Linked DNA regions of Homo sapiens: region 2 is linked to region 1. Evidence: read pairs that join two places in POLR2A ChIA-PET (ENCODE). Cell type or tissue: endothelial cell of umbilical vein. All regions are shown on one strand.

What was found. ChIA-PET counts read pairs that join two places held together with the same protein. Peaks named below come from ENCODE experiments on the same cell type or tissue, not always from the same donor. Only the 100,000 strongest peaks of a DNase experiment are listed, where the experiment ranks them.
Region 2: POLR2A ChIA-PET joins it to region 1 with 5 read pairs; 2 of 35 experiments call an interaction of 5 or more read pairs at or near these places.

The regions. Positions count from the first base shown.
Region 1 is chr11:70,676,519-70,681,518 of GRCh38, forward strand. All of the region lies in intron 15 of SHANK2 (SH3 and multiple ankyrin repeat domains 2), which reads right to left. Among named protein-coding and RNA genes, the nearest start is that of SHANK2-AS1, 52 kb to the left of the region's middle. RefSeq lists enhancers at 3,866-4,629, 4,630-5,000. In endothelial cell of umbilical vein, no CTCF peak of the experiment used is centred here; no DNase peak of the experiment used is centred here.
Region 2 is chr11:70,784,488-70,789,487 of GRCh38, forward strand. The region is part of intron 14 of SHANK2 (SH3 and multiple ankyrin repeat domains 2); the gene reads right to left. Among named protein-coding and RNA genes, the nearest start is that of SHANK2-AS3, 76 kb to the right of the region's middle. RefSeq lists an enhancer at 3,698-4,897. In endothelial cell of umbilical vein, no CTCF peak of the experiment used is centred here; no DNase peak of the experiment used is centred here; H3K27ac peaks cover 1,339 bases.

The DNA of each region.
Region 1 (5,000 bases):
GAGATGTCACTGCCCGTGCAATGGATGCTAGCTGTGCCCTCCTCTGGACTCGCCATTGTGGTCTCAGCCACTGTGAGTGAGGTTTTTTATTACTTGCAGCCAAATGCTTTCTAATGAACATAATGTGAATATTTGGAGCTTGGAGTGAGGGGGCAGGGTAGTTATTAATTAGAAGATACGGGCAAAACACTGGGATGGCTTCCTGACAACTTAAGAGGTCTCCGAGTTATATTCTGGGTTGGGAAACACTGACCCAGCCCTTATTCCTTCAAGGACTCTAGTCATTGGCAAGGAGGATTCATGAGCCCCAGTGACACAGATGGGGGCCCTGCTCTATATTCAACTGTCCAGAGAAGATCTAGTCACAACCCCTCATCTCAAATGAACTTTGGTTCAGAAAACAGAACTAAGGAAAAGTGGTTTCCTTGGACTCAACCGGTCTGAATTTCCCACTAACCACAACACTGACTTCCTGAGCAAGCTGGCTAATCCCACGTATACAGGCAATTACTTGTACATCACAGGGCTGGGGACAACACACACCAAGGCTGAGAAATCTCTAAAAAGCCAAGTGAAGTAAAGGGAGACAGAGTTTAGGTACAGAGGGGAACTTAGCAACGGAGTGGATCAGAAGATACAGCCAAGGCCCACGGTCTGGTCTGGACCTGATGAGTGGATGTCTGAGGCCAGACGCTGCCTCTGCTAATGGGTCCCTCTGCTAGACCTGAGGACCAGCCTGTCCACAGACTGGGCTTCCAGACACCCCAGACAAGCCACACAGTTGCAAAGTCTTTGTCATTCAATGCATCCAGCTGAGCGGCCAACATCCTCCTCCTGGATTCAGCACGTGGTGCCGAGTCTCCTCTATCCTTTAAGTGTTCCTAGAACCCGGGCCACCACCCACGATTCTGAAAATTAGCCTCGCTCGAATGAAACCCTGCCTTCCCTCTGACCTTCCATGACACCACTGATGCCCTGTCTTTGTGACCGGACCCTTGGCCACAGCATGGGGGCTGAAGCGTCTCCCAATGAGGTAAAGGTAAGGCTGGTTGCCCCTGGACAACCCTGCTCATTGCACCCACCCAAGGAAGTCCACCATTAATATGACCACGTCCACTGCTGAGATGACCTCCAAGAAGCGGGCAGGCAGGGAACCCTCAGAGCACCAGGTCCAACACAGCACGTCCCACCAGAAGCCCTGTTGAGGGCTCCGGAAGCCAGGCTCCCCCTGAGCCCGAGATGCCCACTCCCTCTCACACTGCTCTGCACTCGACCACCAAAGCCAGGGTCCTTGCGTACCCATTTCCCAGATGTGTGCAAACTTCTCGCTGAGGAAGACACATCTTAAGAACGAGCTGCTTGTCCCAGTTGTAGGCTCGCTCCTTCTTTTTGCAGAAGGTTCCAGCCCTCTGTTCCCTTCCACCATCTCCACTGGCATCCTCACTGCCATTTCCCATGGTGTCCAGTTCATTTATTTTGTTAGGGGGCCCCCTCCAAAGACAAAAGACAACCCCTTGCACCAATTTTCCCAGGTCTTCAGCCCCAGCCAGTTTCTCACTTTAAATCTTCCCCATTCTCCAGGACTTCCTGATTTCCTTCTCATTTTCCTTCTTGTTCTTTTGTTGTGTTGTTGTTTGTTTGTTTTTGAAACAGAGTCTCACTCTGTCACCCAGGCTGGAGTGCAGTGGCACGATCTTGGCTCACTGCAACCTTCACCTCCTGGGCTCAAGCAATTCTTCTGCCTCGGCCTCCTGGGTGGGAATACAGGCATGCGCCACCAGGCCCAGCTAATTTTTGTAGAGATGGGGTCTCGCTTTGTTGCCCAGGCTGGTCTCAAACTCCAGGGCTCAAGGAATCCTGATGCCTCAGCCTCCCAAGGTGCTGGGATTCCAGGCATGAGCCACCACGCCCAGCCTCCTGCCTGTTCTTTATTAAAGCTGGAGTTATCTGTCCTGCCTCTCCCTGCCTCTCCCTGCCTCTCGACCTGCTCATTTCCAGTCTGCTAAGAACAGGCTTTTTTTTTTTTTTTTTTTTTTTGAGATGGAGTCTTGCTCTATCACCCAGGCTGGAGAGCAGTGCAGTGGTGTGATCTCAGCTCACTGCAACCTCCACCTCCCGGGTTCAAGTGATTCTCCAGCCTCAGCCTCCCAAGTAGCTGGGACTATAGGTGTGCACCACCACACCCAGCTAATTTTTGTATTTTTAGTAGAGACAGGGTTTCACCATGTTGGCCAGGTTGGTCTCAAATTCCTGACCTTGTGATCCGCCCGCCTCGGCCTCCTGAAGTGCTAGGATTACAGGCATGACCCACTGCGCCCAGCCCAGAACTGGTATTTTTCTAACTGCGAACTGTTTGGTCCATGCCCCTGACCCCAAGTCCAGGCTGCACAGGTATTCATTTGCCTTGACATACATCCTCCAGATATCCCCAGGTTACCTCCAAGCTCCAACACACTCACTCTCCTTAGCCAGGGGATCTCAGCATGCTCGCTAGGACAACCTTCCTCCCCCGCCCTCACATGACTGGGAAGAAGAAGACACCAGGCCCGTAACAGGTGACGGCACGGGGTCATCCGTGCAAATGCAGGTAGTAAAACACGGCTGACCGCAACGCTGGGCTCTGGCAGGCCGGGTACGCACACCATGCCAAGCCCCATGGGGAGCCCCTGCCCTCATTCTCTCTCTCACACAACACACTGTGGAGGGAGGCACCATTTTCTTTCCCATTTTACAAACAAGGAAGCTGCGGCTCAGAAAGGTCCAGTGAGGAGCTCAAGGTCACACAGCTGGCAAATGGCGGAGCTGGGCATCCAACCCCCGAGGCCAACTGCAGAGCCTGTTCCCACCACCAGCAGCCAGCCAGCCCCCTTTTGAGGAGCAGGGCAGGCCTATCCCCGGACCATCAGGGAGGTGGGAGATCTCCCTGCACCCTCGGCCCCCTCTTTTGGGGTGTGCACCTGCCTGGGGCAGTCCCTCTGTGCCTGGCAGCAGCGGAGGCTTCCAGCCATCAGCTGTCTCCCCATGACCAGTACAAAGGGCTGTGTCCCATTCCCCTGTGCTGGGGAGAAGTGGGTCAGGGCTGGGCCTGGGTCCTGCCGAGGAACAGAGGGCACCTCCACTGAACGGGAGGCTTGGGAGGCCCGGTGCCATCTGTCGTGCTGACTATACGCCCCAGGGCCTGGAACGGTGTCTGGCGCATTTTGGGGTATCATGAGGATGTCTGTGGCCTGAGCAACAGAGGCCACCGCTGCCCGCTGCCACACCCCAGCCAGGCCCTCTGGCCCATGGAGTGACAACTAGAACCGGTGCCCCTCCCTCGGGACCCTGGACGTCCACCTGCCAACAGTTGTGTGATCCATTCCCAAATCCACAGAGCCCAGGGTGACTGTGGCCTTTGGGGCTGCACAGTCCCTTCCCAGACCCCTGTGATCACTGTGACTGGAAATGACTTGGGGTCCCACGGAGGCCGACGGGTGGGACAGGGGTCGGTGGAGCAGGCAGCATGCAGTCTGCACAGTCTGAGAGAGGCGGCATTTCCTGTCCTTTTCTACTGCATGTCTTGGCCCTGGGGAAGGGAGCAGAACTCCTGCAGCCTCGGTTTCTCCATCTGTAACGTGGGGCCATCGCACCCCATCCCAGGGAGTTACACACTCACAGCTAATGTCGGCCAAAACAGCCTCTGTCAGAGCGGGTTCTCAACCTCTTCAGTCTATGCATTGAATGCTTGCAAGCACTCTGTGAGTGTCCTGTGACGGCTGTAACAACGTAACACAAACTTGGCAGCTAGACACATTTAGCCTCTTACAGTTCTGGGGGTCCGAGGTCTCACTGGGCTAAGACTGAGGTGTTGGAGGGCGGGCTCCCCACCCAGGCTCCAGAGGAGGGGCTGCTTGTGTTCTCTGGTTTCTAGTGGCCACCACGTTCCCTGACCCATGATCATTCCTCAGATCACTCCAGCCTCCGCTCCCATCGTCCCAGCTCCCCACTCTCTGCCTCTGACCCCCTGCCCTCTGATGAGGATCCCTGTGATGGCACAGGGCCCACCTGCATTCGCCAGGACCATCTCCTAATCCACCACCAGCTGATTAGCTGACAAGTCCCCCTCTGAAGCTTCATTCCCCTTGGCCGGGTGAAGTCACACACTCACAGGCCCCAGGGGTTAGGACATGGATGTCTCTGGGCTCCACAGTTCACTTGGCCATGCCACCCCAGCCTCTCTCTCTTTCCCTGGTGAGGCTCAAGGTGGATGAGGCTTTAATATGGAGTGGGGGTGTTTTCAACAATCTTTCGCAGATTGTGGGCTGACTCATCCAACTGCAGGCACCGTCCTCCTTGTGGGGACTCTCAACAGGATGCAGGCACACCTCAGATTGGGCACCAGCAAGCAAGCAGGCAGGTCCTGCGGCCGAGATACTCCCACACTCTTCCTAGTAAATCACACTCTCCCTGGGTGTGAACCATCCCCGTCAATGCTCAGACCACAGGCCAGTACCCACTTAAAAGGCAACTGGCTCTGGGGTGCTGGTGGCCCAGCTGACAGGTGCCCTGACTTGCAGGAGGACTCAGAGGACACTGGCTGCTCGGGGATGCCTCTGCATCTGTGCCTTGGGGCTGCCGGCACCTGCTGGGAGGGTCCTGCCTCTTGAAGCACACAGCGGCACCGGCTCTGCCAAGTCCCCCGTTCTCTCTCTGCTGCTCAGCGTGGGGTCCCTTTTCTCTTGGCAAAGTCTGACGGCGGAAACCCCCTGAATAAACAGCTCCTGCACAGAGATGTTTCTCCGCGGCTCAGGATTCGCACTGGAGGAGAATTCAGAAGTCCAAGCCCATCATTTGATGCTGCCAAATTTCCGCCAGCCTCAGCGGTAACCTTCTCTGGCAAGGTTAAAGGGTCTATCAGATTCCCGGCCCAGAAACTAATTAGATAAAGAGGAAACCTGGGCCCCCTGGGGTATCTCCTCAAAGGCCGAAAGGTGCACATCCACCACATCCACCCCACCATG
Region 2 (5,000 bases), 110 kb after region 1:
CTAGGATTACAGGTGTCATGTTGGCCAGGCTGGTCTCGAACTCCTGACCTCTCAGGTGATCTGCCCACCTCAGCCTCCCAAAGTGCTGGGATTACAGGCGTGAGCAACTGTGCCTGGCCATAGAAACCCTGAGTTCTAATCCGCATTTGCCATTGACCAGCGAGGTGATGTCCCCAGGTGTTACTGTCCCCCTCTGTGGCATGGGCTGAGCTCTGTCTGCCTCCCTGGGAGCCTGTGGCTGAGGTCCAGGGAGATGCTGGGTGGGGAAGTCAGGACTCCTCTGGCTTCCCCATCTCGGTAAATGTCAGGGCCTCTGCCCAGAGTCCTTCAGCCCCGGGGCCAGGGCCCACGCTCCAACCGCCACTGCTAAGAGCCCTCCCGCTATTGGGGGCTGCTGTCCTGCCTCCCATCCATGGACACAGGAAGCCACAGGTGGTCCCCTGCAGGCTGAGCTGTCAGGGCCAGGGACACGAGGTGCCACTTTCAGCTTTTGGTCCCAGGTCCTGAGCACAAGTGGTGGCTTCCCAGGAGGGCCATCTGCAGTGGGTCTCTGGGTTTCCATGGGGTGTCCTGAGGCCTGTGTGCCTGCAGCTGCTAGGCCCGTAGGATGCCTCCGTCCAGCACAGACCTGATTTCTGGGTAGCCTGTGAGCCTCCGGGAGGACCCAGGCTATGGGCCCAATGGGCATGGCCAGGAGGGGACAGGAGACCTGCACACCACACAGGACAGACCCCTGGGGGCGCCTGGGCCCCCTCCTACCCTCGTCCACACACCATCTTACCCCCAGACTTGAGGAGGCATGAGGTTTGCTGCTAAAAGTGTTGGGGTGACCCGAGGGGGAGGGGCCCTCACTCATCAAAGCAGATCTCTGCTTTAAACCTGCATTGCTCCAGATGCCCCCCAAAGCTCTCCTGTCCAGGGTGGTGGCCCATCCCCTTACCTAACTCTCCTCTCTCCAAAAGTCTCCTCTCTCCTTTTTTTTGCCAGCTGGCCCTGCTCCCCACAACCCCGCCAAGCTCCATCACCCGCTCAGTGGAGCAGAGGCAGCCTGCCGGTTGCAGGGAGAGGAGTCTGTTCCCAGTGAATGCCACTACCTCTGTCTCTCCAGCACCCCCCAGGGGCTGGGCAGGGCCTGTCAGTGGGGTGAAGGGAGGTCTCTAGAGGGTGTTCCAGGTGGCCGGAGCTGCCGTTAGTCTCAGGCTTCCAGGTGGTGCTGGACCCTGCCACACCTTCCAGGGGCTCACATGTTCCAGGACAGGGGGTGCAGTGACAAAGCAAGAGAGGTAACAGCGGCCTTGGGCATCATCCCCCATCTCGGGCACCAGGCTGCCCAAACAAAAGCCGAGATTAATTTGCACCAGGTCGAGGGAGTGGACATGGGGATGCTCTGTCCGCTTCAGGGACTCTTTGGTTTCTAAGCAGGGGCTCAAAGAGGAGGGGTTCCACTATCAGCTGAGGGTGGTCGCCTGGGACCACTGATGGGCTGGTGTCCTACCTGCTATGCACAGATGGGCCCGGGACCAGACCTCTAGCAGTGTAGAGGTTCCCACACTGCAGCCCAAGTCTCCTCTCAGGGTAAGCGGGACCGTGCCAGAATTTCCAACAAACACCAGGAGTAACTTTCAAGTGGAAACACAGCTGGCACGGGCAGCACAGGGCTTATAAATGACGGGGCAATAAAGTGGAATTATGACCTTTGCACCTGTCCTTTGCTTCTGTGCCTTTCTCCTCTGCAGCCACCCTGGGCTGTCTCTGGCCTGGCCTCCTTTTACAATGGAGCTGGGGGTAGGACAGTCTATTAGACCAAGCCTCACAAAGCAGGGAAGCAGATGGGCAGGGGCTGGGTGGAGGTGAGGGCAGAGCAGGAGTGACAATGACCTGCTACTGTAGCCACAGTGCCCTGCATGGCCAGAGCCTTGGTGGTGCTGGTGTTCCCAGGTATTACTATCAGGAAGCCCATTCCATCAGTGCTGTTGGTAACAATTCTTGTATGCGTATGGACTTTTATACCTTTACATTCTTCTCTGTGAGCCACTGCAACAACCCTGCAGGGCGTGTCTATCTGCAGGGCATATAAATCCAACTTACAGATGAGAAAGCTGAGACATACAAGGGTAAAATAATTTTTCTCAAGGGCACCAAGTGTGGTGTTGATTTCTTTACATCAAGAGGGGATGTGAGGAAAGAAATGAAATTTCAAGAACTAGAAGGGGAAAGCCAGGAACCTCCTCCAAACAAAGGGAAGGCTGCACAGGGCTGGGATGAGGAAGAATATTTGTTCATGGCCAGAGCAGTAGCGTTCACCAAGGTGGAGTGCCAGACTTGACTAGCATCATCCCTTTATCATCTTAAAACCTCTGACACCATCACCACCAGCATCATTGCTAGTCACATCACTACCACCATCAATCACCATGACTATCACCATCAATAGAATCACTACCATCATCACCAACAAAAACAGCATCACCACTATCATCACCATGACCACCACCACCAGCATCACCACCAGCATCACCACGACCACCATCACCAGCATCACCATCATCACCAAGATCACCACCATGAGCATCACCATCAGCACCATGACCACCACCACCAGCATCACCACCATCATCACCATGACCACCACCAGCATCACCACCATCACCAAGATCACCACCACCAGCATCACCACCACCAGCATGACCACCACCAACACCAGCATCACCAACATCATCACCATGACCACCACCACTAGGATCACCACTATCATCGCCGTGACCACCACCACCAGCAGCATCACCACCATCATCACCATGACCACCACCACCAGCATCACCACCATCATCACCATGACCACCATGACCACCACCACCACCAGCATCACCACCAGCATCACCATGACCACCACCACTAGGATCACCACTATCATCACCGTGACCACCACCACCACCAGCATCACCACTGTCATCACCAAGACCACCACCACTAGGATCACCACTATCATCACCGTGACCACCACCACCAGCATCACCACCATCATCACCAAGACCACCACCACCAGCATCAACACCATCATCACCATGACCATCACCATGACCACCACCACCAGCATCACTACCATCATCGCCATGAGCACCACCACCAGCATCACCACGATCATCACCATGACCGCCACCAACACCACCACCACCATAAACAGCATCACCATGGCTGCCATCAACTACTTATCATCATTACCACCACCACCACCACCCCTGGTCCCTGACTCCAAGGCCACAAAATCTTAACATCTCAGAGGCTGGCTGACCCTGGGGATGCTCCAGCCTCCAGGTAAAGGAAACAGATGTCAGCTCAGATGTATCTATGTTTAGGTCCTGGGCCGGCCACCCCTGCTTCTGAGCAAGTCACTCACCATCTCTGACCTCGTGTCAAATGGACTAACATCACTGCATGCCCCCCTCCCAAGTTTACTCTGAGGATCACATGAGTTACCTATAAACATCAAATGAGAGGTGAGAGGATGCAACCACAGGGACAAGGTTTGGAACTGTGTGCTCTGAAAAGGCTGGAACGATAACGTTACATGGCCTGCAGGATGGCGGAACATGACTTACTCCAGTGCATACATGATATGGCTCCCGAGGGAGAGCAGGTGGATCCCAGAAGCTGACCTAGTGTTGAACTGGGAGGTGTGACAGCCAAGAGGACAGGTCCCCCACCAGGGCCATTGTGGATGAGGACTTTCCTCATTGTGTCGTCTTCTTATCAATGGCCACAGACAAGAAATCTCAAAGGACAGTGGCCCCAAGTCACTTGTGACTTCAGCAGCTTCCCTTTATCCATGGTTTCACTTTCTGAGGTTTTAATCACCCACGGTCAACTGAAGTCTGAAAATATTGAACAGAAAAGTCCAGAAATAAACAGTTGAAAAGTTTTCAATTGCATGCCATTCTGAGTAGCGTGATGTCGAGTGCCGTTCCGCCCGGGGGAAGTGACTCATCCCTTTGTCCAGCGCACTCCTGCTGTCCACACCACCCACTGGTTAGTCACTTAGGAGCTGGCTCTGATATCAGACCAAAAACATGGTGTATGCAGTACAGGGCAGTACAGGGTTCAGCGCTGTCCCCCATTTCAGGCACCCAATGGGGGTCTTGGGAGGTAGCCCCTGAAGATAACAGGGGACTGCTGCAGTCACAAAAGAGTTGGTAAAACCAAGAGGTCCCCATCCTTCTCCTGCCCAGCCCTGACCCCAGGGTTGGATTTGGGAGGAGGAGATTTAAACTCCAAGTGTGTCCTGAAACCCCGACGAGGCCACACAGGGTGTCCTATAGGAGACAGGAGGTGACGGCTCCAGGTGTGGCTTCAGATGATAGAGGAGCAACGCACTGCTCTCAGGTCGATTTCTGGGAGGAGGAAACACATGCCAGCCTCACCACCACCCTGTCGGGTCCACACGATCTGAAGGAGAGATCCGAGAATGTTATGCCCATTAGTCCTTGGGGTGTGGGGCTGGTGGCGGTCCGGAGACACTTCTCAGAGCAAATGGCAATGCTAAGCTGTAAGATGCTCCCAGTAAGGGCCCCCTACGCTGGTAAATTAGAGAGTGGCTGGAAAGGAGAGTCCACGGCAGGGATTCTGAATGGGAACAGTCCATGGGAAGAGAGCTTGGGAATCTGGACAGCCTGGCACACATGCTTCCCAGACATACACAACACGTGTTTCCTTATGAATAAGCGGGGATCATAAAGGCACCTCCCATTAAGGGCAATTACGAGGCTCAAATGAGGTCCTGTCTCTTCTCCATTGAGTGCCACAAAAAAGTAGAAAAGACACACTGCAAACCACATCTGTTTCCTGGTCAGAGCTCTGACTTTCTGATCTAGATCCTATGCTTATGGCTAGCTTCTAGAAACTTCTAGAGAGCCATGGGGCCTATTCTTAAATGCAGACTTACCCCACAAGAGTGGCCAGTCAAGGGAAGGCACGGCTAATCCCATCCTACACTCACACCTTCT